Linked DNA regions of Homo sapiens: region 1 is linked to region 2. The links are chromatin loops, found by intact Hi-C in ENCODE. Cell type or tissue: OCI-LY7. All regions are shown on one strand. Links, peaks and the distances in the headings refer to the core of each region. The heading gives the core; the rest is flanking DNA. Region 1 holds the start of LRRFIP1 (LRR binding FLII interacting protein 1). Region 2 overlaps LRRFIP1 (LRR binding FLII interacting protein 1).

Region 1 (14,934 bases), core at 6,922-9,421, 120 kb after region 2:
GGGCTATTTGGGAAGGACAGGGAGAAAAGATGAATGAAAGGGGGACTTAGGATGAAAAGACCCGATATTTACGAACTACCTGAAACAAGGGGCATGGCTTTATGTTGGGTTCCAGAAGCAGAGCCCATGGCAGGACTGGATGTGAGCCCTGTCCCAGCAGGGGCATGAGGGGGGCAGGCCAGTCAGGGAAGGGCTGGGGAGGGAGGTGGTCTCGGCAGGAGTTGGCCTCAGCCTGGCCCGCAGAGAGCTCCGGAGCAGGAAACGTACCACAGAATTGGTTGCATCTTGAAACAAGCCTGGGGGACATTTTGTGACCTCACAAAATGGTTACTTGATGGCTGCAGGCTGCCTTGGGGGCAATGCAACCCCTTCTCCACAACTGGAGTCCTTGGGGGCTGTGTGACCCCTTCTCCACAACTGGACTCCTTGGGGGCAGTGTGACCCCTTCTCCACAACTGGACTCCTTGGGGGCAGTGCGACCCCTTCTCCGCAACTGGACTCCTGTGTGGCCGTGGCTCAAGTGAAAGGCGGTGGCTGTGAGGCCTGAACCAACAGCACCCGCAGGCCCACGAGTCAACTTGGGGCCGGTGAAGCAGCCGGGTGGGGCAGCAGTGCCCCTGCCATGGATCAGGGCCCGAGGCCGCAGGCCACAGAGGGGCCAGCTTGGAGAGGAGGCTGCAGAAACAGTTATGGGGGGAGGGCCTCCGTCCTGCTGGGTGAGGAAGGGGTACCTATGGCACCACCAGGGGATAATAAGCTCACCGCACTGTCTCAAGGCCCCACGGTGAGTTCCTAATGCAGCCTGCGCAAATGACTGTTCCTGTTGGGAAAAACATTCTTCATTTGAGAGCAATACTTTGAATTGCATGGTGAGACCAGTATCGCTTTACTCAGCTGCAGAGTGCTGAATGAGAAGTTTGGGATGCTACCAAAATGCACCAGTAGAATGTGAAATGCGGTAGGAGAGGAAAATCTATCTGCGTTGGAAACACCCCTCCCCAGAAGTGGGAGGCGCAGCTCATGCCTTTGGTGCTAATGAGCTTCTGCAAGTGCGTACTAAACCTTTCTCCTGATAACATCCCGCCTGAATTCCACTGCAACAAGAGAGTGAGAAATAATTGACTTGCGATAATACAGCATTTGCAAATAACTCCCTTTACTATACACGCTTGCCTAGAGTTTAAACCATCACATGGAAGCAGGACACCGGCTGCAGAAGCAGAAATGCACCCTCCAAAGGCTGCCCCCACCACGAGTCCTGCTTCTACCCAGAAGAGTGCAAAGCCCTGCCTGCACAGGGCAGCCTAGCTCTTCCCCTCGCTCCAGCGAACTGGAACCCACGTCCCTGCCAGGTGACTCAGGCTTCCCAATGACCTCAGCCCAGAATTTTCCACTTACTCTCCAGAAGGCATGTTCTTGGGTGCCAGGCCCAAGTGGCAGCCCACTCCCTCCCACTTCCTTGAAGCCTCCCCAGTTTCCATTCAGGCCCCCACCTTCCCAAGTGTTTCAGGGAGGCCGGCTCTCCCCAGTCCCAGGATGAGTCTGACAGGTCACAGGGTAGACCCACCCCCCTTTGCCACAGGCACTGAGCCCCTAAGTCCATGGTCCTTGTCAAAGAGCTTGGTGCAGGAGTGGCCAGACAGACTCATGAAAGTTTACCAGGGAGATACTGCTAGCTCTCTGGAGAGAGCCACCAGAAGAGACGGTGTGTGGGCTCCACAGTGGCAGCCCGGGAAAGCCAAGGCCAGCTGGCCTCCATGAAGCAAGTCAGCCTGAGGATGAGGCCACCCACAGAGGATGGCCCAGCCCAACCAGCTGCGCAGGTGCTGTGGGAAAAAGAGGCCGGAGCCACTGGTGAGGCTGGCGGGGAATCCTGCCCTGCCTCCGGGCTTGCTGTGCTCCAGCCAATATACTTCCCCTTGTCAATGTCAGTCCAGTCAGGGTTTCTGTCCCAGCAGCCAAAGCATCTTGACTGGTACATACAGCCTTCAAGAACTCAAAATGCCACTTCCTCCAGGAAGCCACTTCTGAGACCACTGGCCGGCTGTGATTCTCTCTCATGTCCAAACCTTCAGAACACTGTCTACGCCCTTTTTATATCAGATCCCTTCCTGTCTTCGGTTAGCATTATTGATCTACAGGTGTCAACCCCTTTCTGACCCAACTCCTGGAGGGCAGGCAGGTCCTCGCCGGGTTCCTCCCTGACTCTCCAGTCTCCCCAGGACAGGAATTTGGATACCATGGCTTGTATCTGTTGAGTCAATGAGTGAATAAGAAAGTACTGAACCCAAGACGATTTTGTTGATTTCTATAAGAACCCTGATGAATTCAAGGAGTAGATATTTGCCATTTGAATAGTGATTTTCATTTTCACAGTTGAGAAATAGAAGTTAATTTGTACTAAAACATAAGATGTCACACCTGCTCCCTCCAACCCTATCAATCTGTGCTACTCAGCACTAGTAACAGCTGCACCTACGGCTGGGTTTTACCGGGAGGGGCGTGTAAGAAGCTCTCATATTTACCCACCGCCTAGTTACATACTTTACATTGCTACCCACTTTCTTTAATTCTGACAGCCAGGGGAGGTTTCTTCTTCTCCATTTTAGAGACGAGAAAACAGAGGCCCAGAGAAGAGTGAGTAACTCACCTTCCTAGGATGGCACAGCTGGCTAAGAACTATGTCATTTGAAAGCCCAGCTCTGACTCACAAGTCTATCTCTGTAACTCCAACTGCATCTCCCTCGGTGGGAGGGAGGACCTCAGGGCTCTCAACCCAAGGAGTGTTCCCTTGCCTTCCTTTTCAATCTATTTTATAAAAACCAGCAGATAGGCTGGGCGCAGTGGCTTACGCCTGTAATCCCAGCACTTTGAGAGGCCAAGGCGGGAAGATCACTTGAGGCCAGGAGTTTGAGACCAGCCTGGCCAACACGGTGAAACCCCGTCTCTATTAAAAATACAAAAATTAGCCGGGTGTGGTGGTGCGTGCCTGTAATCCCAGCTACTGGTGAGGCTGAGGCAGGAGGATCTCTTGAGCCTGGGAGGTGGAGGTTGCAGTGAGCCGAGATCATACCACTGTACTCCAGCCTGGGCAACAGAGTGAGACTGTGTTAAAAAAAAAAAAAAAAAAAAAAAAGAAGAAAGAAACACCAGTGGATAAAAGGCAAACTCTGGAAATTTTCATTCTTCTCATTCTTCTGCCCCATAACCACTGACATCAAGACAAGGCTTGCGATTCACTGGCCACCTCTGGCCCTTGCAGGGAACACTTGTAAGGCACTGTGGTCAAATGCATACATAAGTGACTGTCTTCACAGGAGGGAGTTATACTCAAGCTACTATATTTAGCAAATGTCTATATTTAGCCAAAGGTCCTTTAAATGCCTTGTACTTCTTTTGTTTATTAATTAATGTAACAGACATAGACAAACACCTAGTATGTGCCTGGCTCTGTGCTGAGCTCTTGGGATACAAAAGTAAGATATTTCCTGTCTGGGTGTCACCTTCTACAGGTGGACAAATAATGATAAGGTATCCTGACTGCCATGCCAGGCGCGGGCATGCCATGGAGGGCCGTGGAGCCAGGGAGACTTAGGCCTGGTGCGATGTGAGAGGGCTGAGTCTGGAAGGTCTCCTGGAGGTCACAGTGGGCTTCCAGGAATGAATAAGGGTTTGCCTGGAAAGCCCTTTTCTGTATCATACAGAGAAAAACAGAAGTCTTTATTCACTCAGTAGTCAACAAATACTGAGTGACTGCCACATGTCCGTAAGAGCAAAATCAGGTATTTACAACTACAAACACCTAAGGATTGGTTACAGAGTAGATCCCCCAGAATATCTGACGGATACAGCCAGACACCACAGTCCAAATGGCTTGGAGGTGTTTCCTGTGGGAAGAATCACATGTGGAAAAGCCAACACGGAAAAGAACCTGTAAGGCGGGTTACAAGGCAGAGACTTTCTTTGCATTCATACACCCACCTGGCACACAGTTCAAATGGTACAAAGGGAACACAGTCAAAAATTAAGCTTCCTTTGTCCCCCTGGGGCCGCAACCTATTGGCTCCCCTTTTCCCAAGCTGCTGCTCTCTGTCCCTGTACGGCTTTCTGGATGTCATGTACATTCTTTAGCCTTAAGGTAGAATCCTTGCGGAAGGAAAAAAAAAAAGGCATTTGTACAAATACCCATTCTAGTGCGCCTTCAATTTGTCACAGGTAAAGTTCATCACCAAACATGATCTTAGTTACAATAAACTCTGTCCAGGAAACTTTAATGAAGACGTTTCAGTGTGCCTGGACCCGTTTCCAGGCTCAGTCCTGAAAGAAAAATCACAGTGATCCCCAAGTTCATCTCTGAGCTGCACCTTGAGTGACATCGATGGATGGATGACAAATGGTCACCTGAGCGACTCGGCCATTTCAGCAGGGCCATGTGGCCTCCGGCGACCGTCCACTGCCTCCAGGTCGGGCCTAAGCCCCCGCCTCCTCCCATGCCGCACAACAAAGCGGGGCGCTCGCCCCCACCCGGCCAGCCCGGGCCACCTCGCGCGCTGGCGGCGCCCGGCTCCTCTCCCGAGGGCGCAGCGGCCGACGGTGGCCGGGGTGGGGGAGGGCGCGCAGCGTCGCGGGCTGGGCCCGGGGCTGGAGAACGGGTGCGGGGTCCGCAGGCCTCGGAGATCGGGGCCGGGGCGCAGCGCCTGGGGATCAGCGCCCCGGCGCGCGCCTGCCCGGCCCACCCGCCTGGAGCCGGACGCGCAGTGGCACAGACGCACAGCGGGACAGACGGACGCCGGAGAGACCCTGACAGCCGTCCGGCCCCCGCGCCCGCCCGGCGCCCCCCGGCTGCCCTCCCGGAGCGCTCACCTCCCGCGCGATCTGGTTGAGCGCGTCGTCCTCCGCCGTGAGCCGCTCCCGGTTGGGGAGCCGCTTGCGCCCCGATCCCTGGGTGCCCATGTCCATCGACCGCGTCGCCCGCAGCTGCCGCGGGGCCCGTTGCTCCAGCCGCTCGCGCCGCCCCGGCCCGGCCCCGGCCCCGGCCCCTCCCTCCGCCGCGGCGTCATGGCGTCAGCGGGCGCTGGGCCGGGGACGCGGGGACGCGGGGGGACGGGGGCCGCGGGGACCCGGGGGAAGCCAGAGCCGGAGGTCCGCAGCGCGGGCCAGGGACTGCAGGGGCCAGGGACGGCGGGGCGGGGGACGGGGGCGGGGGGCGGAGACGCCAGGTGTCAGGGACGATGGGGGTCCGATACCACGGGGACGCTGCGGATGCCCAGGGCCGGGCACGCGGGACCTGAGGGACCGGGAGCCCCGGAGGGTGGACTTTGCGGGGACTGTTTGGCGGGCCGGTAATCGCGGAGCGACGCGCGCCAGGGCGGTGGGCACCGGTTGAGTGGGGACCTGAGCGGAGAGCGGGGGGGTAGGAAGGCTTTCAGAGGCCTGAGTTGCCTTGAGGGGTTTGCACGGAGGGGTGAGCACAGGATTTGGTTCAGCCTGGCGCTCCCCATTCCGCGGTGAGTCGGGGTGGAAGTCCCTCGCCGGGGTGAGAGCTAGGCTCTGGGGTCAGGCCGAGAGGTGCTCGGATCCGCCCGCCACCGCCGCTCCTGTGACCTTGGCCAGCCTCCTGGGCGCCGGCTTCACAGCGGCATGGTGTGGATGTGTGCGTTTCTGTCTTTACACGCGTGTTCTCCGTGCTAGCATCCATCCTTCTCCCCGCTGTCTGCCCCCTGAGATCAAGGACTTGTCACTTCTCTGGTGGGTCCCCAGCCTCTAGGATCGGGGCAGGTGCGTCGCAGCTCTCTCCTAGTTGTTGAAAAAGTAATGAACTTACCTGTGCTCTCTGAAGCTCACAGTCTATGCTCCAGAGGTGGATTTAAAAGTAAAGCAAATCGGAGGATTAGGTAGGGGTTAAAAGCCCCTGCCTAGGGCACGGCAGGAGCACCGGGTGGGAAAGTTACTGGTGTGTTTGGGGTATGGGGAGAACTTCAGTGTGGCTGGACCTGGGGAAGGATGGGAGGGAGGGTAGTGATGGTAGAGGAGAGGAGGCTGTACTGAAGTCACCTGTGATTTTTTTCCCCCAGTGATAAGGACAGTTAACATTTCGGTGTATTTCCCACCAAGTGGTGTGACCAGATTGCTTTGGATTCTTAAGGAGGTGGCCTGGAAGCTGTATGAAGGTGGGAAGAGGAAGAGGGCCCTTCCACCCACAGTGGCAGGGAAAGCTGTTGGAGGTTTCATTGCAGGGAAAAGACAGCGAGTCCAGTGACATGGGAGGGAGGGCAGATCCAGGTGACATTGCTCTGGGTGCCTGAGCTGACGCAGGTGGGTTGGCAGGGCTGACTGTGGCATTGTTCATGACTGAACTCCGGGAGCAGAAACTGCACCTGCACATTGTAGGCACTAAGGAAATAGGTGTTGACTGAATCTTCCAGGCCATATTTACATTACTTCAGAGGCCATACTCCTTAAGTGACATAGTCCTCCTTGGGGGAAACCTTGAGCCGTGGCCACTTGCACTGCCTTGGTCTTGCTGGTGGCTGCTCACTGTTTCCCAGCCCCTGGGGCACTGTGGGGACTGTGCGTCTTTGCCGAGGCTGGTCCCCATGAGTTCACTCATTCCTGCACCCACACCTGCTGCCTGCCAGCTGCTGAGCTGGAGGCTGGGGCATAGCTGTCCGAGAGGCAGACACGGCTGCTGCCTCTCAGGGCTGACTTGAGATGCCTGGAGCTCCTTAACTAAAGCCATATCCAAGTTCCAACGTCTCCTTTCTAAAAGAAGTCTCCCTTTGCTCCCTGTCCTTCATTGGAACTTTGAGCCACTTTTTGCTAACACCTAAATCCTCCATCCTGATGTGTTGAGGCCAGGAGGGCAGGCGCTGACCCCATCTTCCTCATCTTTAAGCCTTCACCAGGGACTGGCTGTGCCAGTTGCTTAGTGGAGTGCAGTGGTTGAACTTGTGGAACAGAGTTCAGTTCCCAACCCTCCTCCCCACTTTCCCTGTTGGATTGTTGTCCAGAGACAGGAGATTCACTGCCGTGGGGACTGGCCAGAGGTGTGTCTGAACAGCTCCCGCTGGTAGACAGTGTTCTCGGACACTGTGGTGAATTCAGCTTCCTGCCCCTCCCCCATCATCTGTCCACTTCCAGAAAAGAGCCGCCTTTCAGAAATCATCAGAAACAACATTGCTGGGTCCTCCCATGACCCCATGACATAACAACTTCCTGGCTACAGTCCTCTTCCCCTGGCGATGTGCTCTCAGAGTGGACCGGTTCTCACTTCAGAGTCAGTTTCCGCCTCTAAATGGAAATACGGGTGCCCACTGTCTTAGTTCCTTTGTGCTGCTGTAACAGAACGCCTTAGACAGGGTCATTTATAAAACCACGGAAATGTATTGTTCACAGCTGTGGAGGCTGGGAAGTCCAGCATCAAGCCTCCAGCAGAATCAGTGTCTGGTTGAGGCCCATTCCTCACAGATGGTGCCTTCTGTGTGTCATCTCATGGTGGAAGACGGGCTCCCTCCAGGCTTTTGTGTAAGGGCACTCATCGCGTTCATGAGGTCTCTGCTTCAGGACCTGGTCACCTGCAGGCCCCACCTTGCATTGAGGGTTAGGTTTTGACATATGAATGGGGGGGCCACCGCCATCCAGACCATGGCCTCTACCTTGTCAGGGTAGGGACAGTATTCTAGGCAAGAGCCCTTCCAGGGCTTCACACACAGGCAATCGATCAATCATCCTTACAGCTCCTGTCCTCAAAGGCCCAGGTCTGGAATGAATGGTGAACAGCAGTTCCTGTCTGGGCAGAGGGGAGCTAGACAGAGGTATCAGGCAGCTTGGTGGGTCTTCTCCGTGCTTGGGGTGCCTCCTGGAGGAAGATAAAGACCTGCAAGACTCCATCATGCTGATCCATGGGTTCACCGAAAAATTGTGGCTTTTCCTCCACCCTTGACCGTCGGCCCTCCCTGCGTGGAAGTGCATGAGCCTGTTTCCACTGAGAAGACTGGCCTCTGCCACCAGCACTACTGACCCCTCCCATCTAGCCCTTTTCCTATTCCAGATGGTGACACTACCCACCAGGGCTTACTTCAGAGCAGGAAATTGAGAAACTATATCACAGATCTGATGTCCAGGGCCAGAGAATTAACATGTTCATCTCCAAGCCTGGTACCAAGTCCCTTCACAAAAATACAGATGCCACCTTCAGGAAGCCTCCACGAGAAAGTGGAGGCAGCCAGGGAAGCCTTGGCAAGGGAAACCACACAGCGGCGCCGTCCCCAGCGCAAGTTTGCCTTGGTTCAGGAGCTCAGTGGGCAAGCCCTGGGGGCTGGCTGGGAAAGGAAGTTGATGAGCAGCTACGGAGGGGCGTCCAGTCTGCATGAGGACTCAGAGCTTCTCAGGCAGAGAGCCATCTGAGCCATCATGTGGGCCATAACGTGACTCACTCTGGGTCCATTGAGAGCATCATCCGCGTGGGCCTACCTCAAACCTCTTTCACCAGCACTCCAGCCTTGCTCTTCCAGTTCCCAGAGGATGGAAAGCCCTGCTTTGGATTACAGCTGGAGCAGGGCAGGAGAACTGCAGCCCCCCCCCAGGAATGCTGAAGGACCCGTAGAGGAGAGCCATCTCTCACGCATGGAACTTGGAGCCAGCACTCTGCCCAGAAGTGGGGCTGGCTGAGGTCAGGGTCTATGTGTTGCTCAGGAGGTGAATGGTGTCTCCTTTGTCCTGCTGGACGTTTTCAGGTGCATCTTTCAGTAGCTCAATCACAGCACTTCCAAAATAAATCAGTGGATGATGCCTGCCCCAATAAATGCCTCTTCCTTCCCAGGACACCATCACTTCCAGTAACTTTTTCATGTTTTTTGGAGTAAAAACCTTGGAACCATTTTGAAATCCTTTCTCCTTTCTCTACTAAATCTGATCAAATACCCAGCTGGTCTTTTCCTTCATCTCTATCTGATCATTTTGATCCTCCTTTGGCATGTTTGCTGATACCACCAAGCTCTGCAGCTGGTCCCCCTTATCCCTCATCTGTGGATTACTAGCATAAGTCACCTTCTGGACTTGGTGTCTCCAGGGTAGGGTGTCTGAGACAATCTATGGGGTAGGGGAAGCAAATATAGAATTTCTGTTATATATATCTTCAACTAAAAATTAGAAATCCAATGTTACTAATTTTTGGTCTATAAGCTTATTTCAAGCGGTCACTCACTCAAAGCATTTCAGGGGCTGGCAGTGGCGTGCTCTCTCATTACATCATTTTCTGCATATTTTGATATATTTCGGTGGACCAGGTTAAAAGGATTTATGGATTGCCTAACCTAGTTTTAACTAAAACTCAAAGAGTAGATAAATGGCTTCAAAAGATTTAAAAGATTCCCAAAAGCCACAAATAAACAAGAAAATGAGAGACTTGTTTCTTAGTTCAGGCAGGAGGTCTTCACTGGCCTCAGTATAAGGTTATTAGACAGGATAAGAACGTTTAGTAACCATCAAAACTATTTAAACATTAATTTACATTTCCTATCATTAATGATTAACTTCATTCTAAGTGGATATTGTGCCTTTATTTATTAACTAATGATGATAAACTAGGAACATAATTTGTACATAAATATGCAAATACTTGTGGGAGTTTAAAAATACTTGCGGATCATTTCCATTATCAAAAACATCTGGGTTCTAAGGGCAGGTGCCATGGCTTATGCCTGTAATCCCAGCTACTCGGGAGGCTGAGGCAGGAAAATTGCTTGAACCCAGGAGGAAGAGCTTGCAGTGAGCTGATACTGCGCCACTGCACTCAGCCTGGGAGACAGAGCGAGACTCCCTCTCAAAAAAAAAAAAAAAAAAAAAAAGGGTTCTAGACCAGGAATTCATTTTTTTTTTTTTTTTTTTTTTTGCAGTAAAGAAAGTTTAATTGATGCAAGGATCTGATGAAAGTTGGATTCCTCTTGCAGTGGGGAAAACGGGCATCTGAACATGAAATTTGAGTCCAATTTTAGAGGGTGATATTTTGAAGTCCATCCATGGGCTATCTGAATTCCCATTCTACACTGTCCCAATTTAATCCACTATCTACAAAAGCCAGAATAATCTTCTGCAATATGCTTCCATCATGCTGTGCATCAGAACTGCAGAATGGCTCTAGGGCGGCTGCTGCAGCAGTTCTGGAGGGTAAAAGCAGGTGCGAAATGCATCAGTTCACTTGTGATGAGTGATAGTCACAGTGCTGAAGTTTGTGAGATTATTTGCTTTAAATGTTATTGTCATAAAATTTCACCTTCACTAAGTGCTACTGGGTGCCAGGAATTTCGCAGCAGGAAAGTGCCTGGTAGGAAGATGTCAGGCTTGGGATGATCACATGCCATGTGTGCCTCTGGGAAGCTCGCTGAGGGTGGTGGGTCCTTGGCACACAGTGCCAGTTCTGTAGCCAAACCCCTAGAGCACCTTCAAGTAGCTCTCTTAGGGTAGCTTCCTGAGAGCTGGGACCAAGATTGCCTTTTTGTCCCTCAGAGAGCCTTATTCTGGATGCTTAGAAAATGTGGCTTGACTGAATGAAGAGTCCTTTCTTAAGGTACTATATCAAACAGGATGTGAAAACCAATTTTCTTTTTACTTGGGGAAGAGTAATGATGCAAATGTAGGTACTTATTGACTAGCAATGTAATCAATTTTCACCTAACGTGGGATTTATTAACTATTAATTCAATTGGTTAAGAAAAAAAGTGACAGGACTTTCAGCTACAGGACTTTCAGCAATGGGGATAAACATTATAGGAAACTAACCCTCCTTCTAACAATCATGAACCTCAAACAAAGTCTGGAAAACAGCCCTCTGGAGGCCGTGGAGAGTAAACAAATGCACACTGGGACTGGAGTGGACACAACCTTTGAAGGAAGAGAAGTAAATAAGAAGACGTCTGCTTTCCCAGAGGACATACCCCAGCCTGCAAGGCACATTGGGAGGCCTTGAGAATGACTGGACCGAGGAGTTAGATGTCTGGGTCTGGGGCTATAAGTGCAGCTGGAAATTGTGGGAAGATCCCAGAGAAGAGGGACCATAGAAGGTTGGGCCTCAAGATTTGTGTACTAACTTATCCAGAATCCATGGCTAAGTCCCGAACTACGCATGTGTGCGGTGAGATGCCAGGAAATGCAGAAGGAGCCAACAGCTGGAAGCCTGAAAAAGCTGAGCAGAGATTTCAAGATTTCAGCCCAGTGCTGGGGAGATAAAGTCAGGAATTCAAGTCCCACCAAGTTAGACAATCTTTCCATTGAAATCTCAGAAGACTGTGCCTTAATAGTGAGACATAGGACTAAGGGCTATGACAGAAAAACCAAAATGGGCCTGGATGCAGTGGCTTATGCCTGTAATCCCAGCACTTTGGGAGGCCAAGGTGGGTGGATCACCTGAGGTCAGGAGTTCAAGACCAGCCTGGCCAACATGGTGAAACCCTGTCTCTGCTAAAAAATACAAAAATTAGCCAGGTGTGGTGGCAGGCGCCTGTAATTCCAGCTACTTGGGAGGCTGAAGCAGGAGAATCGCTTGAACCTGGGAGGTGGAGGTTGCAGTGAGCTGAGATCGCACCATTGCACTCCAGCCTGGGCGACAAGGGCTAGACTCCATCTCAGAAAAACAAAACAAAACAAAACAAAACAAAACAAAAGGAGCGCAAACCTAGAACCAAGTCTCAGTAAGATCAAGGCAAGATGCATGATGGAGGTATATTTATTAACTGCCTGCTTGAACCAAATTCAACACGCTTCAGAAGAAAAGAACAGAGTCCAGAGTCCAGATCCTCTGTAAAGTGTTGCCCACCATGTCCAGCACAGCAGAGACTTCCTAGACAAGAAGAATCAGGAAAATGAGACTTGGGGCAGGAGGAAAAATAGTCAACTGAGAAATACTCACAGATGACCTAGATGTTGGAATTAGCAGATAAGTCATATAAAATAACCATAGGAAAGATGGATATAATTGATGAACAGATAGGGAATGTCAGCAGAGATCTGGGAATTGCAAACGTGGAAATTGTAGAACTATAAATTACAATATTTGAAATGAAAAATTTATTGAATAATATTAACAACAGGTCAGATAAGGTAGATGAAAGGATCTGTAGACTTGAGGCCTGGTCAAAAAAATTACCCAAACTGGACAGAGAGGAAAAAACTTTTTTCTTTAAAAAATTTTTTGGGGCTGGGCATGGTGGCTCATGCCTGTAATCCCAGCACTTTGGGAGGCTGAGGCAGGTGGATCACGAGGTCAGGAGTTCAAGACCAGCCTGACCAACATGATGAAACCCTGTCTCTACTAAAAATACAAAAATTAGCCAGGCATGGTGGCGCACACCTGTAATCCCATCTACTCAGGAGGCTGAGGCAGGAGAATCACTTGAGTCCAGGAGGCGGAGGTTGCAGTGAGCTGAGATCGCGCCACTGCACTCCAGCCTGGGTGACAGAGCGAGACTCCATCTCAAAAAATAAACAAATAAATAAATAAATAAAAACTTTCACAATTCTGAATAGTTGAAATCAGGAGAAACAATATATATATATTTTTTTGAGACGAAGTTTCACTCTTGTTGCCCAGGCTGGAGTGCCATGGTGTGATCTCGGCTCACTGCAACCTCCGCCTCCTGGGTTCAAGAGATTCTCCTGCCTCCGCCTCTCGAGTAGCTGGGATTACAGGCGCCCGCCACCATGCCCAACTAATTTTTTGTATTTTTAGTAGAGACGGGGTTTCCCCATGTTGGCCAGGCTGGTCTTGAACTCCTGACCTCAGGTGATCCGCCCGCCTTGGCCTCCCAAAGTGCTGGGATTACAGGTGTGAGCCACCGCGCCCGGCCAAGAAACGATATTTTTTAAAAGAACAGGTTCCAGGGATTCAGGATCCCACAGTGGTTAACTGAATTTTGACAAGGCACCAAAATAATTCTGTGGAGAAAGAAAAGTCTTTTTTAGTAAATAAAGCCAGGACCATTATATGACAAAAATGAACTTTGATGCTTACTCCACACTGCACACAACAAGTAAATCAGGATACTTATTGTGTATAGAGTTAAGTTTAGACCTAAACTTAAAAGCAAAAATTATTAAGTTTCTGGAAGAATATGTAGGAGAATATCTTTGGAACCTTGAGGTAGGCAAAGATTTCTTGGACAATTAACAAAAAGCACAGTCATAAAATACAACTATTTATTTATTTATTTTTCTCCAAGACGGAGTCTCACTCTATTGCCCAGGCTGGAGTGCAATGGCATGGTCTAGGCTCACTGCAACCTCCACCTCCCGGGTTCAAGTGATTCTCCTGCCTCAGCCTCCCAAGTAGCTGGGATTACAGGGGGCCGCTACCACGCCCAGCTAACTTTTGTATTTTTAGAGACGGAGCTTCACCATGTTAGTCAGGCTGGTGTCAAACTCCTGACCTCAGGTGATCCGTCCGCCTCGGCCTCCCAAAGTGCTGGGATTACAGGCATGAGCCACTGTGCCCGGCCAGAAAATACAAAATTGATAACTTGAATTTCATCACAATTTTAGAATTCTGCCTTTTAAAAAACTCCATTATGAAAATGAAAACACAAGCCACAAACCAGGAGAAAATCTCCACAATATGTAGATGTGATCAAGCACTTGTCTCCAGAATATATAAAGACTTCCTGAAAGTCAACAAGAAAAAGATGAACAAGTCATTTAGACAGTGGGCAAAGGACTTGGAGACTTGAGCAGACACCGCATATAAGGAGATATACAAATGGCCAAGGAGATATAAAGAAAGGTGCTCACCATCTTTATCATCAGGGATATGCAAAATAGAACCACAGTAAGATATAACTTCACACCCACTAGAGTGTCTACAGTTAAAAAGACTGACAAGACCAAATGTTGGTGAGGATGCGGGGCAGCTGGAACACTCATGCATTGCTGGTGGGAGTGGAACATTGCACAGCCAGCCTGGAATGCTGTTTGGGAGTTTCTTGGAAACATAACCTACCATATGATCCAGTCATTCAACTCCTAAGTATTTACCCAAGAGAAGTGAAAACATGCCCATAAACAGACATGTACAAGGAAATCTGATTCACAATATCCAAAAACTGAAAACAATCCAATGTCCATTAACAGGTGAGGGGATAAGCAAATTATCCTAAATCACGGATGCCATACCATGTGGCAATAACATGAACCCCTAATGCAGGCAGCAATGTGAATGAATCTCAAAAACGTGTTGAGTGAAAGAAGCCACTCACAAAACCATATATATGGAATGATTCCATTTCTATGATATTCTAGAGCAGGAAAAACCTATGCTATGATGATAGAGTTTAGAAGAGGGGTGACCTTTGGAGGGTGGGTGGGTGGGTTGGCTACAAAGGGGCACAAGGAAATTTTGGGGGTGATGGAAATATTCTGTATCTTCATTGAGGTTGTGGTTATGTGGGGTGACCAGCCATGCAGTTTATCTGGGTGTAAGGGGCTTCCCGAAGGATGGGACTTTAGTTTTAAAACTGGACCCCTCTATGGTGTGCATGTGCACGTTTGCCAAAAGTTGCATGTGCAAATGCACACTTAACATTTATGCCTCTTATTATGTCTAAATCATACTTCAATTAAAAAAAGAGTATTTAAAAAAATCATGGTGGGAAAACAACCAAACCAGTGAAATCACAAGCAAGCAACAGAAGAGGGTGTTTGCCTTTGAGGTATCATATTGAACTCACAGTTTGATTGTAATAAATGTTGAAAGGTCCATAATGTAGGGGGCTGCCTGACTCATCACTTCCTCCAGGCTGTGGAGACCCAGACAATAGATGCTGGATAAACAGGTGCTCTGGAGGCACATTTAGTGTTTTGCACAGCTGACTCCCGTTTTCTAGAAGAGCTTGGGGGTTGGAGTAGTTCCATCTATTTGCCCCTTCTCCATTTTCACAGGGCCTCAGA
Region 2 (14,934 bases), core at 8,277-10,776:
ACCCTTTGGATTTAGAGGATAATAGCCAGTTAAAAACAACAACAACAACGACACTCACACATTACATTTTCTGTTTTTCTCAGAATCTCTGAAAAATTGGACAATTCCTAAAAGTATGAAAAAAGTATTCCTTGCTTTCTATCTAAAGAACATCCAAGCCCAGCCTTCGTGGAATCAGTCCGCTGTCATTACTTATCTTAACACATGACTCATGCTTGAGACTCTCAATAGAAATTATATCTGATCTCAGCTATTAACAAACTAGTTCCAGTGGTTCCTAATGAAAGCTCAGATAAGACTATCTCTCTCTCTGAGCTTGGTGATATATTTAATTCTTAAGTAGAGTAACTGTGTCTTTTCCCAATCAGCAGAAAATAATATAATTTTCTTAAAATCTTTGATACTCATAACTATTTCCCTATGGTGTTGAGAGAGAACAAAATAAAAATCAGAAAATACATATGAATAGGAAAATCTTGAAGCATCTGATCGCACCTTATCTGAGCATGGTGGCTCTTTCATAGGTATGTTTTTTCATGGTTTTGCTTTTAGCTTAGATGTTCTCCTAGAAAAACTGTCTCCAGTTTACATGTTGAAATTATACGTATCAATATTTCAAGTCACTTGGCAAAGAGTATGGTACTTTTATTCTCAGATGTTTGGATTTCCTGGATAAGCGGAGAGCCATTGTTTAAAAATATAAAAATACATAATGTAAATTATACATTATATATACATACATACACACGATATATCCACACATACATACATACATACACACACACACACACACACCCTACCATTCCCTTTTTTTTTTTTTTTTTTTGAGACAGTGTCTTCTCTGTTGCCCAAGCTGGAGTGCAGTGGTGTCAACACAGCTCACTGCAGCCTCAACCTTCCAGGCTCAAGTGATCCTCCCACCTCAGCTTCCCAAGTAGCTGGGACTACAGCCATGTACCACCTGGCTAATTGTTTTAATTCTTTTTAGAAATGATGTCTCGCCATGTTGCCCAGGCTGGTCTCGAACTCTTGGGCTCAAGTAATCCTCCCACCTTGGCCTCCCAAAGTACCAGAATTACAGGCATGGGCCACTGCACGCAGCCTATTGTTAACATTCTGTATCATACTAATGCTTACTTTGTTTTTCTCTTCGTACTGCCGCCTAGATTCAGCCAGCTGTTCTTCAAGCTCCAGCAACATATCTTTTAGGGTATCAACCTGGTACATGAAGTTTGTCTTTTCATTGTCTAGCTGAGCATTGGAAACCATAGCCTTCTTATATTTCTCTTCAACTTCTGCTAGAGAGTCCTGTGGAAAGCAGGTCATATTTTTGAAATTGCAATAAAAAAATCAAAACAAAGAATCATTCAGTATTCTGTTAAAAAAAAACCCTCAGTCCTAAACTTAGACTATATTTCTTAGAGCAAATGGATCAGAAGAAGAAACACATGGCAATTTCAAATGCATGGAAATCCCCCTTTTCAATTTGGTCAAATTCTCATTGCTCAGAAAATTCACTATTAAAAGCAATGGACACACTCATTAGAACAAACGAGATACCAGTATGGAAAGGGATGTGGTCACAGAGGCAGTAGAGTCTCTGGCCCCACTCAGTAGCTGGGGAATCCCCCCAGCACGGCGTCCTAGGGCTGGGTGTCAGGCTGTTCAACAGATTTCTGAAGAATCACTCGAGGCGTGTGACCAGCCCTTGTGAAAGAGCCAGTGTGTGATGGCTGAGATAATTACATAGGGCCACAAGCCAGTGACTGCCAACCAGCCCTACTCTGGCTTATGAACCAGGAAAGGAGCAGTAGTGAGTTCAGATTTTTGACTCATAGGAAAATGGCAGGCAGATCTCACTGGGTAGGTCCTGGAAAGACAAAGGTCATTCCCTTTGAAGGACAGTCCAGAGAAAGAGGCCTGTAAAATACGCATGGCGATGCCCTCACGTGCCTCACACCCTTGCAGGTCCCCAAACATGAGGAGGGGAAGGCGATTCCAAAACAGAGAGGCAGAACCTTCAGGGCGCATACATGCAGAGCTAAAGGCAGCGGCAAGAGCTGCCAGTTCAGGTGCAGCAGAGGCTACCAGGGGGCTGGAGGGACCAGTGCTGGTCTAGCTCTGTACCTCCACACCAGGACAGCTGCTTCACGTGGGACCAGCGGGTCTCCGGTTGGTTCAGTGGCTCCCCAGCAGCATTTTTTCTTTTTTGAAACAGTGTCTCGCTCTGTCACCCAGGCTGGAGTGCAGTGGCACGATCTCGGCTCACTGCAGCCTCCACCTGCCAGGTTCAAGTGATTCTCCTGACTCAGCCTCCCAAGTAGCTGGGATTACAGGTGCGCACCACCACACCTGGCTAATTTTTATATTTTTAGTAGAGACGGGGTCTCACCATGTTGGCCAGGCTGGTCTCAAACTCCTGACCTCCGGTGATCCACCCACCTCGGCCTCCCAAAGTGTGGAATTACAGGCGTGAGCCACCACGCCTGGCCAAGTGGCTCCTTTTCGCATGAATTGAAAGCCAGAGTCTTATTTTTCCCCCTTTCAGGAAAGGTGGCAGATATGAAGATAGTGAATTAGTCATGATCGATGTCACCTCCTCTGTCTGGTGCCCTTTGATATTAAATTCAAATGATCTTGCAGGTACTTTCTAGGGGGCTGAAAAGGAAGTAACAGATACGCCACCCACTTCCAGATCCATGATCCGCTGCTGCCTAAGGAAGACAGTCACTGATTGCCCACCTTACTGTCAAGGAACAGGGCAACCACATCTCCTGGCTGGTGCAATGAAGTCACTGCACACTCTAAAAGCAGTGTGCACACGCTCCAAGAAAGCCAATGCCATAGTCAGTCTTTACTTCAATTAGTAGCATTTTACAGGGTGCAAATAATTGGGATGTTTCAAAAGTGTGGCATGTGAGGACGGCCTTATTAGTAGACATCAGATATTTTGAGAAGCAAATCAACTGAAGCATTTTTGTATACAACTACTACAAAAAGTGAAGAAAACCAAGAACCTTCTTCAAGTGTCTGGCACACGCCTATGGGAAATGAGAAACTGGTTTTAAGCCTGGGGGAAGGATGGTAAGTCTAAGGCATGCATCAGGGAGTATGTTAGTAACCTTTTCTACTGGGCAGTTACATTTTCAATCTTGGTTCAAACAATGCATTTGGGAAAATGGTGAGTGTACACCCATGCCGGCACTCCTGCCATTGTGAGTTCTTCTACACCCTGGAGCCTATTTACAGTAAGCATGCACTTTGAATTTCTTCTTTAGGATGTTGTTTTTTTTTTTAAGTTAAGTTGGGTTAATATCGTGAGACCACACGTCTGTGAATTGGTACCTTCATCTCTTTCAATCCCTGCATGTATTTGCCTTCTACATCCTGAATCTGGTCCTTTAACTCATTGAGTTCCTGGGGGAAATGGCAAAAAAGGCAGATGATGTCAAGGGAAAACAGGTGATTCCCTAAATCTTTTATACTTCAGGGTAGTTTCTATTTGGGTAGTCTGAGCACCCAATTTTCTTTTTTATTTTATTAAGCGTTAAGGGAAAATAAACTTCAATATTTAAAGATTAAAGTTCAGGTGTATCCCATATGATATTTTTACATGATTTTATACAATTTTAGTGTATCTCATATGATTTTACACAGTTTAAAAAACAGACAAAATAGAGCCTCGGAAAACGGTACAGGTTATTTCAACTCCTATTTAGTAATTCATTCAAGCACTAGGAGTTCCTACTCTGTGCAATGTACAGTAAGATGCTAGAGGCAAAAATCAGTAGCACTTTTTCCCTGCATTTATGGAGCTCCAAGTCTCTACTTTGCCAAATTCCTGGTGCCGGGGACAGCATCTGGCACCAGCCAGCCTCTCAGTAAGTACCTGAACAAATGAACGGCACGCGCAACCTAAGGGCAGAGAAACATCAGGACTGCCGCCAACTCTGCTGCTCTGCTGTAGAAACGGAAACAACAGGCCAGGCGCAGCGGCTCACGCCTGGAATCCCAGCACTTTGGGAGGCCGAGTGGGTGGATCACCTGAGGTCAGGAGTTCAAGACCAGCCTGGCCAACATGGCGAAACCCCGTCTCCACTAAAAATACAAAAGTTAGCCGGGCATGGTGGCGGGCGCCTGTAATCCCAGCTACTCAGGAGGCTGAGGCTGGAGAATCACTTGAACCTGGGAGGTGGAGGTTGCAGTGAGCCGAGATCGTGCCATTGAACTCCAGCATGGGTGACAAAAGCAAAACTCTTGTCTCCAAAAAAAAAAAAAAAAAAAAAAAAAGAAAGAAAGAAAAGAAAAGAAAAAGGAAAAAAAAAGGGAAGCAACAAGGAGCTGCAGGTGGCCCAGGGGTGGCACATGGGAAATGGCTCTTCTGGTTTTGTAAACTTATAAAACATAGGTGTTGGAAGCATCTTCAAGGTAACCCTGGCCAAACTCTGGTGGATGCTTAAATCCCTCTCCGTCCTCCCTGGCAAACGGCCATCCAGCTGCTCAGACATCCCCAGTGGAAGTTGCTTCCCTTTTAAACCTAGTTTAAAGCACTAGAAAATTCAGAATCTGAGTCAGTTCTGGCTCCTTTCAGCTGCTTCTGTCTTGGTTCTGCTCCCTGGAGGACACAGGTCTAGTCACCTCACCTGCCCTTCCAGTCTTCAGGTTTTCAGATGCACTGTCCCTAGTTACTTTAACAAATAGCACCGTGTTTCTCTTTCACACACAGAATACTACCAAATGCCTGGCACTGTCCTGGGTGCTGAGGATAGAGCAGAGAATAATACCTACACTACAGTGGGATAAAAAAAATCATTAAAATACAAAGATGAGGGCTACTAAAGGCACATTACAAAGAGAAAGGAAAGGGCAAGTTCTAGGCCGAAGGGGAACATACTTAGTGGGGAGGGGTTGTGTGAAAGTAGGTAAAGCCGTCTGGTGTCCAAACTTGTGGACTGAATGTCTATGCAGACCAAGCATACAGAGACGACCAAGTGCATCAACACAACGTGCCAAGTGCTCTCACTAAGGTATTCCCCGGGTGCTGAGGGGCGCAGGGGGCCGGCACACGGTCCGCCCTGCTGGGGGGTCAGTGGGTAGGATCAGATTCCTGCAGGAGACACTATCTGAGCTGGGTCTTGATGTTAGGAGAACACCGTATTTTAGGGGAGGTGAGGGAGAGAGGACCAAGAAGAAAGATCCAGAACTTTATGAATTAACTTTTTTTTTTTTAATCTAAAGACTGATTTTTACAAAAGGTTCTCTCAAGTTGTCAGTAAGAAGAGAGCATCTCACCTTGATTTCCCTGATGGATGCCTCGGTGTCGATGGAGATGGAGGTGTCTCCGCTGCCTCTCCGAGAGGAAGTCCCACCCAGAGAGGCCAGCGTGGCTGCAGACAGGCCCGGCATGTTACGAGACCCCTGGAACGTTGAGAGGATCACATGCTGATATGGTTTAGCTCTGTGTCCCCACCCAAATCTCATCTGGAATTGTAATCCCCATAATCCCCACAAGATGAGGGACGGCCCTGGTGGGAGGAGACTGGATCACGGGGGCAGTTTCCCCCATGCTGTTCTCGTGATAGTGAGTGGGCTCCCAGGAGATCTGATGGCTTTGTGTTTGACAGTTCCTCCTTCACATGTTCTCTCTCCTGTCGCCTTGTGAAGAAGGTGCCTGCTTCCCTTTTCACCATGATTGTAAGTTTCCTGAGGTCTCCCCAGCCATGCGGAACTGTGAGTCAATTAAAGCTCTTTTCTTTGTAAATTACCCAGTCTCAGGGAAGTTCTTTATGGCAGTGTGAGAACGGACTAACACAGATGCGATTTCAGACAAAACCAAAACTGCATATAAATCTAACATCACAGGACTGTTACTTTAATTCCATTTCCAAATTGGAAACTCTTCATGGGCTTATAGTAAACTGTAAGGAGGGGATCATTTCCAGGCACCTCCTGGATGCTCTGCGATTAGCTGGATTAACCCTAAACTCCATGGTGGGGCCCATTATAAACGCCTCCCTGCTCTACAGGATCTAACGCACACCGGACAGGACTCCCGGTGGCCTACCTCCGGGAAGGTGATACCAGGTTAGGTGGGCCGCTTTCTAGTCCAGTTCCCTCGCTGGGGAACATCCTTATTAAAAAAAACCAAGCAACATATTTTCTTATCAATTTCATCCACAACTTTTGGGACCCTCTAGGTTTATGAACGATTCCTTACCTTCTCAGTAAAATCTTTTTCTGGTCTCTCTTCTACCTGTAGACGAAAACAGACAAAATATTAAATACTTTAAAAGCATTAAATGGATAACATGAAGATGGGGCTATGAATGATAAACAAAACAAAACAAAACATTTGCTTCCTTTGTAATTTAGAAGCAGAAAAATGGGACACTCCAAATTTAGCTTTTCACACTTCTCCTATTTGGATGTCTGTGAGGCCCCTTCTTCTCTTGTCCTCATTTGGACGTCCCTGAGGACCCTCTTCTCCTGTCCTCAGGTAGGAGTCTCAGTGGGACCCACAGCGGGCTGTGGAACTACAAGAGAGGGTGCACATGAGGAACGGACCCTGGAGAGAGCCCTGCACCATGAGGGTGTCTCGGGACAAGAGGCAGAGGCCGGCAGTGGTGTTACTTCTTTCTCGGCTCAGCATCCAACAAAAGACAGGTTTCTTTTTTTCTCCTTTTTTTGTTTGTTTGTTTGTTTGCAGGACTGGGTGGGGGGAAGGGTTTTTTAAACAAAGATTAACTACCTGGAGTGCTGCTTTTTTTATTTTTTGGCACATTGAAGGTTCTTATCATAAGCCCACTGAGAAGGTTACCAAGGTTGAGTTTGTCTAAAAACTCTCTGGGAAAAGCTGTCAACTAATCATGTTTTCCCCATCATGCCTTCAACCCAACTTCCCGTAGCTCAGAACTTCTTCACTTTGATTGTCAGAAAATCGGCCAAAGACATGCGCGGCAACTGCAGACCATATGTTTGATTCAGAAGATCTGAGAGATGACCTGGGACTCTGCAGTCACCGTTGTGAGCTCACACAGAGATAATTCATAATGAAGCTTGAGAAATCCTGATGGAGAGCTGCGGAGGCCACGGCTCAGCAACACCTGAGCTGCACAGACGCTGGTGCCGGGGACCTGCAGCTCAGCACAGGGGTGCAGGTGCTATGGTCAGGGTGTCAGAGAGATGGTGACCTCCAAATGACCACTTCCCATCTATGGCCCGAGTCCACGCTGGGCCAGATGCCCCTGCCCTCACCATCCGGTCCCACCAGGAAGGCTCATTAACTGCCACCTTCCCTCCTGCAAACTCCTTGTACCTTCAACTTCTCCTCCAACGACACCTGGAGCAACACTAAAACAACATAACCAGGAGTTATAGCTGGTCAGCCAGTTAAGGGATCAAATGGAATCCCACAAAATACTCGGTTAATCCAAAAGAAAGCAAAATCCAAGACCAGCTCTTAGCTCAGGGTGGCCATGTTTAAGGGTCTCCTACTCAACAGATCCAAGCTAAACCCTGCGGCCTGGCTCCCAAAGCCATCAGATGGTCTCGCCCAGCCACCCCACACCTGGGTGTTCAAAAATAAACTTTCTACTCTCATCTAACCAGTCTCCTGTGTCCCAAGAGCAGGAGTGGAAATGGGGGCAGAGAGGCCACATCCCTCAGGCCAGTGGGATGCAGTCAGGGGCAGGCTGGCCTCTCTCCCCTCTTTGCTAAATAAGCCCTTTGGGCAGGGTGGTGGTGGGGTGGTCCCTCTGCCCACTTAGCCACAGCTGCTAAGGACCCACCTGAGGCCCTGTCCAAGACCATGTGTTCACGGGCGCTTTCCACAATCCCAGCTGCTTACGGCTCTCTGCCCTGATGTCCATTCTCACGTTGGGTGCAGCCCAGCTATACCGCAGTGAAGACGGCTCTCTCCAGCTGTGGCCCATACCATCTGCAGCCCATACCATCTGCATTTGCTGATGTGTCGAAATGCACATCTAGAGTTATTTTTTCGGATGTGCATGCCACATCAGCCTAACTGTGTACTTGGAGGCACCAAGGCAGACTCCGATAAGATGAGTACCAAGGCAGACTCCGATGGGACAGATACGAAGGCAGACTCTGATCAGATGGGCACCATCTCATTTGGCAGAGCCCCAGAAGCCCTGCAGCCATGTTGAGTTGTGAGGATGATTGGAGCAATTCAAGTGTGGTTCTCAACTTCACATGGAAAGAAAAATATTCCTGAAATATTTTTCAAATCAAAATTTCAAGGCCAGGCGCGGTAGCTCCTGTCTGTAATCCCAGTACTTTGGGAGGCCGAGGTGGGCAGATCATTTGAGGTCAGGAGTTCGAGACCAACCTGGCCAACACGGCGAAACCCTGTCTCTATTAAAATTACAAAAATTAGCTGTGTGTGGTGACATGCACCTGTAATCCCAGCTACTCAGGAGGTTGAGGCAGGAGAATCTCTTGAACCCAGGAGGTAGAGGTTGCAGTGAGCTGAGATCATGCCACTGCAATCCAGCCTGGGCGACAGAGTGTAACTCTGTCTCAAAAAAAAAAAAAATAAATAAAATAAAATAAATAAAATTTCAAAGAACAAGGAAATGTGAACTATCTATCTAGCACTTAGCGTGCTGGAGAATAAATTCATTAAATCTCCTGGGCCCAAAGCCTTTTATTCCTTAGAGTAAGTTAGTTTGCTGAACAAATATTAATAAGATGAAAATAAAGAGGCTAGTTTAACTCTTGGTGGGATATGAAAATCCAGTTTAATAGACTGCCAAACTACCACTGAAAAGCCTGTGGCATGTTTGCTCCACGGTGTAAAACGTATGTTTTCTGGCTGCTGGTCAGCAATGGATAAATACTGTGGAGAAATAAATGAAGCTCCAGGAATGCATTCGTTTACCTACAAAGATATCTGAGACCGTAAAAGAAGGGCCCACCCAAGCCCTTTTTTCTTTCTGGTATTTCTTGCAAGAAAGCTGAGAAAGAAAACACACGGGGTCCACAAACCTTGATTTTGGGGGGGCAGGGCTTTAACACATCTTTGTTCTGCATGGTTTTGCTTGTAACCGTCTACATCATTTGTTTTTATAATTTGTAAAATATCAAATAAGGGAAAAAACCCCAAAAACCATAGTTTGCTGTTTTTATCATTTTAAAAAAGTCCTTGCTCCGAAGAACACAACGGACTCAAAATAAAATCTGGGCATATTTTTAAGTAGAGACCATGCAGAGAAAAACTAAAAATTAAGCTCTTGTTGAAAGGTGATGGCAAATGAACGTCTAACCTATCTCTATTTTACATAGTAGAGTAAATTTCATTTTGTGTGTCTTCCGAATGAAAAAGGATTTGTCAGCTTTCCTCAAACACAGGAAGGCTATTCAGCCCCGTGGAAAGCCACGCAGCCCCACTCGTGTCCACCAGATGGCAGTGTGTCACAGCTGCAGGGGCCGGGCCCGGACAGAAGCCGCAGGCAGCAGAGTCCACCTTAACCAAGCCCCCTTTCCTAAGCCCTAGCAGAGCCAGGTAAGGAATCAGATGTTGTGTTTCATCTTGACATAAAGCACAGCACTTCCTCCCTAAAATGATGAAGAAATGGAAGACAAGAAAGGATTCTAAACACTGTCACGGCCACTGCATGGCATGGTGTGGGGGCCTGGAGGAGGTGGGCATGGTGCAGAGAGGGGTCCAGAGGACATGGTGGCTGCAGACGGTCCAGGCTGCTCTGCCCACCCACCTTAGCCCAGGACGGGAAAGCACCGGACCCCGCAGACAGTGGCCTCCTGCACGGGAAGGGCGACAGCGCCGAACACATTGCAGCCTGTTAGCTTCATGACTCTCGTATTCTGAGTGATACTAAACATTTCAGGTCAGGGTGAAAACGTCACACTAACAGGTTTACAAAGTATGTGTGTTGTATTTTACAGCCACAGCTGAGTGTATACAGACATCATTGAAAATCTACTGGAAACAGTCACTTCTAAAACACGTCTGTGGAAGTTTAGTTTACGTCAAGTTTCCTTTCAAAAACAAATGCTTCAAGGAGCACATTAAATATTTTATTAATTCCAACTTTCTAACACTGTGTCTAAAGGAGTTTGCTATCTAGGCTCCTGTACACACGATGCCTGGTGAGGCTAAAACGCTAAGTTTTCCATGTTCCAGCTGCCTGCCATTTTCCTAAAGAAAGAATATGTGGCACCTGTTCACGTACCCAGAGAGACCCTACTCAAGGGCCCAGGTACAAAAGGAACCTGTCCTCAACACCCAGCCAGGCAACACCAGACTTGGATGGAAAAAGGGATCACCGAAGCAACATCCTTGCGAGGTCCTTCTTGAGACACAAACAAACAGCAAACACTGCTCAGAAAACACCCATTTTAAGGGTAATTTTCCTTCACATTTAAATGATAGCACAGTCCACCACTAGGGTGACGGTTTTTGGTTTTAAATCCAATAATATTTACTTTAGCCTGAATGACTTATCTTTGAACTCTGGTGTTTGTAATTCAAGACCCGTTTTTCCACCTGGTCCCTGCCCCTGCCTCTTTGTGCAACAAAAAACATGAGTCAAAATAGTGTTGTTTTTCTAGTCCAAATGGGCAGAGATCTGAGTTCATTGCTCCTGTCTTCTCTGAGTACACGAGGGAAGATATGGACCCAGGCTGCCCTTGGGACATTCCTGATGGATGTTTCAGAAACGTGATGGCTTCACCAGGTTCCCAGTGAGATTTTGGGGCCTGGATGACCCAGATCTGTTGGCTTCACTAGGTGGAGTCACTCTGCTTGGGTGTGGCCCAAGCTCTGGCCGTCAAACCTCTGGATCCCAGCTCTCTCGAGGCACCTTTGCCTCCCCTCACACCCCCGCTGCTGGGCTTCACAACGTGTGATCACCCAACAAGCATCCGTCTGCCCCTGTCTGTGCGTCCCATGAGGGCTGGGGCAAGTCTGCATTTGCTCATACAACGGCCCTGTTTCTGGAACATTCTAGGTGCTCAATAAACACTGAATGAATGAGTGAAATAACTTCCTCAAGGAGAAGATCCTGGTCGTGCTGGAGAGGAAGAAAACACAGCTCATCCACAGCATGGGAGAAGATGAGAATGAGGTGAACAGTATTCTATGCCTGTCTTGAGATGGGGCTGATGCCCTCTCTGCTTTCCCAAGGACCCTGGGAGGACCAAGTGGGTGGAGAAAACTTGAAGTCTTGTCCCTGGTGGTGGTCTCTGGACACTGAAGCATTTTCATTTTCTCGAAGTGGGACAAGCAGTCACTTCCTTCATTCTGGTTACTACTGCCCTTTAACAGCACCACCCTCCCTCCCTCCCCTCTGATGGGTGTGACACACTCACCTGTGCACCTGTATCTCCCAAACCCAGGGCGGGACTCCCTACAGAGCCTGCAGGGCTGACCCTGACTTCATATTTTTCTTGTCCTCTGTCCTCACTCATACTGGCCCTGGATACGTGTCCCTGACGAAGTCCCCGGCCTGGGAGCATTTCCCATGAGCTCTCGCTACAACAACTGTATCCCATCCCTGGCTAACCCCAGCCAAGGAGAAATAAAGTAACCATATGTTTTTTTTTTGTTTTTTTGGGGGGGTTTCTTTTTGCTTTTTAAGGGTATCATGACCCCTCTTTCCAGGGGAAGCACAAGAAGTTTATGTGCCCAGCTAGATGTCCCAAGCCAGGAATGAGAGCTGTGACATCTGAACCCGGGTTCTGAAACTCCCTGCCTCAGAGCACTGCCTGCTCCATATGACCTCAAGGAAGGCCAGACTGGAGGGTCATTCACCTTTGCCACCACGCTTACACCAGGCCCTGCCCAAGACCTGTTGCTCCTCCCTCCCAGGCAGAAGGACCGGGGAGTCCTATCCAGGCTCTCCTGGCTTCTTCCCATCAACAAGGCCAAACACAACCACTAGCACTTTCTGTTGTCCCAGGAGATCCAAAATATACCAGCAATGGTGTAAATGTCCCAAGACAGAAAACAGAAATGGAGTCAATTTAGTATAAGAGGACCATGAGTTTTGGAAATTATGGAAATGAGCTAGCTTAGTTCTGTCTCCCAGGCTCTCTTCAGATACCAGGGATGCTGCCTGTGCTCACCGTCTTTCTATTCTCGACACGATCAATCAAGGGATACCGTAACACATCCGCGAGGGAACTGCCCTGCACTCTACAGAGACCTCTCTGCATTCTAAGAACCACATACGGGAGGTTTCATCAGATGTAAGGCACCCAGGATGAGATGGGGGACAGCCTTGTCCCTCACTGCGGGACTGACCTTTGTTCCCTAAGCGTGCCAACCAGCCCGCAATCAACTGACCTTTGCTAGTTGAGCAATCGATTCAGGGAAGGAAGAGCAGATACAAGGAGATCACCCACCCCCATCAGGTCCCAGGACGCCCAGGAAGGCTGAACTCACATCTTTCTGTTTATGATCATCTAATAAACCTGTGAGTAAATTTTATACAAATTTAGAAAACACATGACAAAGGAATTTGTATCATTTCAGTCTCTTCGGTCAATTTCGTATGACAAAGAAATTTGTGTCATTTCAATCTCTAAGTGACTATATTGAGCCCTGTTATTTTGAGACTTCATCATATGCTTGAATAAAGACAATGCTTAACAAAATCCAATTGTCATGTCTCACTGGAACCAGGCAGAGGGTACAGAGGGCATTAAGCGTGTTTGGGATTCACTGAAAGTAAAGCCACAACATTCTTCTGTCAATTGTAAATACTTATATTTTCTTTTCTTTCTTTTTTTTCTTTTTTCTTTTTTTTTTAGACGGAGCCTTGCCTTGTTGCCCAGGCTGGAGTGCAGTGGTGCGATCTCAGCTCACTGCAACCTCCACCTCCTGTATTCAAGTGATTCTTCAGCCTCAGCCTCCCAAGTAGCTGGGATTACAGGCATGCGCCACTACACCCGGCTAATTTTTGTATTTTTAGTAGAGATGGGATTTCTCCATGTTGGCCAGGCTGGTCTCCAACTCCTGACCTCAAGTGATCCACCTGCCTCAGCCTCCCAAAGTGCTGGGATTACAGGTGTGAGCCACCGCGCCTGGCAATACTTACATTTTCTTTTCTGAAAAGTGAGTGTGAGAAGACAAAGCAATCCTACACTAAATTTATTACGGAAAATGTTTCTTCCTGGTAGTTTTAAGTGATCACATAAGTCAGCTTATGTTTATTGCTCTACTATAGAGTATGAGATAATACAGAGATCCCAACTTTAAGGAAGACACAGCCTTGGGGGCTGGCCAGGCTTACTGAGTCTGTGATCTGAAATTCCTTGTTCACAACCATTTACTTTCAGTTATTTGAATAACAGCATCAAGACCAACTTGTCAGGTTTGAAAATGGGAAATCATGTCATAATGAACAGCTGAGTATCTTCCTGTTATTGCCTGATGCACTCTGGGGAGAGATTACTGGGGGGCGGTGTGCCCCTGGAGTTTGCATGGTAGCTGCCGCCTCGCACTCCCTGCACACATTTGGCTTCTCTCACTGCTGACTGCTGGGCTCTGGGATGGGGAGGGGTGGAACACAAACTCAAATGCCTGTGAGGCCAGGTGGGCAGAGCCAAATGTGTGACAAGAGTGGGTGTCTGCAACTTATACAGAGGGGAGAGTCTTCCCCCAGAGAAAGAGGCGCTGGCGTTGCAATGCCCACCCATATTGAACTCTATTTTCCTGCTCTCCATGGCTGGATGGAGGAGATAAACATTCCTCTAGCACAGGAAAGCCATGCTGCACAGTGATGAATGGCACCTGGGCCGTGGCCTCGGGGTCACGAAAATAGTGGGTGGGGTGGAGGCTGTGCAGTTCTGCAAGGCAGCCTCAGAGTCAAGTGGCCAGAGATCCTGGGTTTTCTTCCCCCAAAGAAGCTGATACCTGCATTTGCTGATACCTGAATGCAGGTATCAGGTGCGAGGTAGGAAACCTCACAGTTTTAAAAGACTGCATCTAATTTAAAACACAAACAAACCACCAGCACCACAATAGGAAAAGCCCGCCAAAAAAGGTACATCCACGCAAGCAGGAGGTCTCAGCGCTGCGACTTCTTGGTTGATTACTAGGAACGTTACAGAAATTGTAGGGATCAGCACGCTGAAGTATGGTGTTCAGTAACTAACTTAAGAGCCACATTTTAACTTCTCGATGGCTGGGAGAAGTTTTTGTTTTTGTTTTTGTTTTCTAGAGGCAGGGTCTCACTCTGTTGTCCAGGCTGAAATGCAGTGGCACTCATAGCTCATTGCAACCTCGAACTCCTGGGCTCAAGCAATCCTCCCACCTCAACCTCCTGAGTAGCTGCGACTACAGATGCGTGCCTCCACACCTGGCTAATTTTTTTTTTTTTTTTTACTGTTTAGAGATGGGGGGTCTTGCTATGTTGGCCAAACTGATCTCCAACTCCTGGCTTCAAGAAATCCTCTTGCCTCAGCCTCCCATGACGCTGGGATTACAGATGTGAGCCACCACACCCAGCTCAGGCTGGAAATTTTGATATGAGTGGAGACGAACAGGGAAGCCTTGCCCATCTTTGCTTTTTCTCCCCAAGGTTTCTCACTGGCTCTTGAGGGTGGGAACGCTGGTCTGGTCGTGCAGCCTGGAGCTGTTTCCCCGGCCATGTGCCCACCTCCCCTCCTCCATTCCCACAAGCCCCAGTCCAAAACCGTCCTGCAAACTCTTCCTTTAAAAAGAGTCATAGGGTCGCCTTCAAGCATCACATCAGGTAAAACTGTGTCAAATTCCAACAACCCAGGGGAAAACACACAATAATGAGACTTAACAAGCTGGGGATGACCTAATAGGGCTCCTATTTTCTGAAACAAAACTTGGGCCACGCTGAGTGACAAGCAGGATGCAGGGCTGCAAATCTGCACATTTCGAAGGATCTGAGAACCAGGAGGGTAACGAATGATTGGGGC

The links. Peaks named below come from ENCODE experiments on the same cell type or tissue, not always from the same donor. Only the 100,000 strongest peaks of a DNase experiment are listed, where the experiment ranks them.
Region 1: it touches region 2 in a loop (5-fold over the local background); 10 of 110 quality-filtered maps call a loop at or near these places.

The regions. Positions count from the first base shown.
Region 1 is chr2:237,617,670-237,632,603 of GRCh38, reverse strand. It overlaps LRRFIP1 (LRR binding FLII interacting protein 1), which reads right to left and starts at 5,017. Exons shown (of 24, transcript NM_001137550.2): 1 at 4,864-5,017. The coding sequence starts at 4,959. RefSeq lists enhancers at 547-1,108, 1,111-1,610, 14,680-14,934. In OCI-LY7, for the core only: CTCF peaks have their summits at 7,678 and 7,882 (motif pointing left); a DNase peak (open chromatin) is centred at 7,843.
Region 2 is chr2:237,739,683-237,754,616 of GRCh38, reverse strand. It overlaps LRRFIP1 (LRR binding FLII interacting protein 1), which reads right to left. Exons shown (of 24, transcript NM_001137550.2): 12 at 6,218-6,253; 13 at 5,293-5,418; 14 at 3,346-3,417; 15 at 1,138-1,308. Among named protein-coding and RNA genes, the nearest start is that of RBM44, 52 kb to the left of the region's middle. RefSeq lists enhancers at 1,487-1,536, 9,664-9,713, 9,680-10,205, 13,617-13,911. In OCI-LY7, for the core only: CTCF peaks have their summits at 9,201, 9,409 (motif pointing right) and 10,425; a DNase peak (open chromatin) is centred at 9,436; H3K27ac peaks cover 706 bases.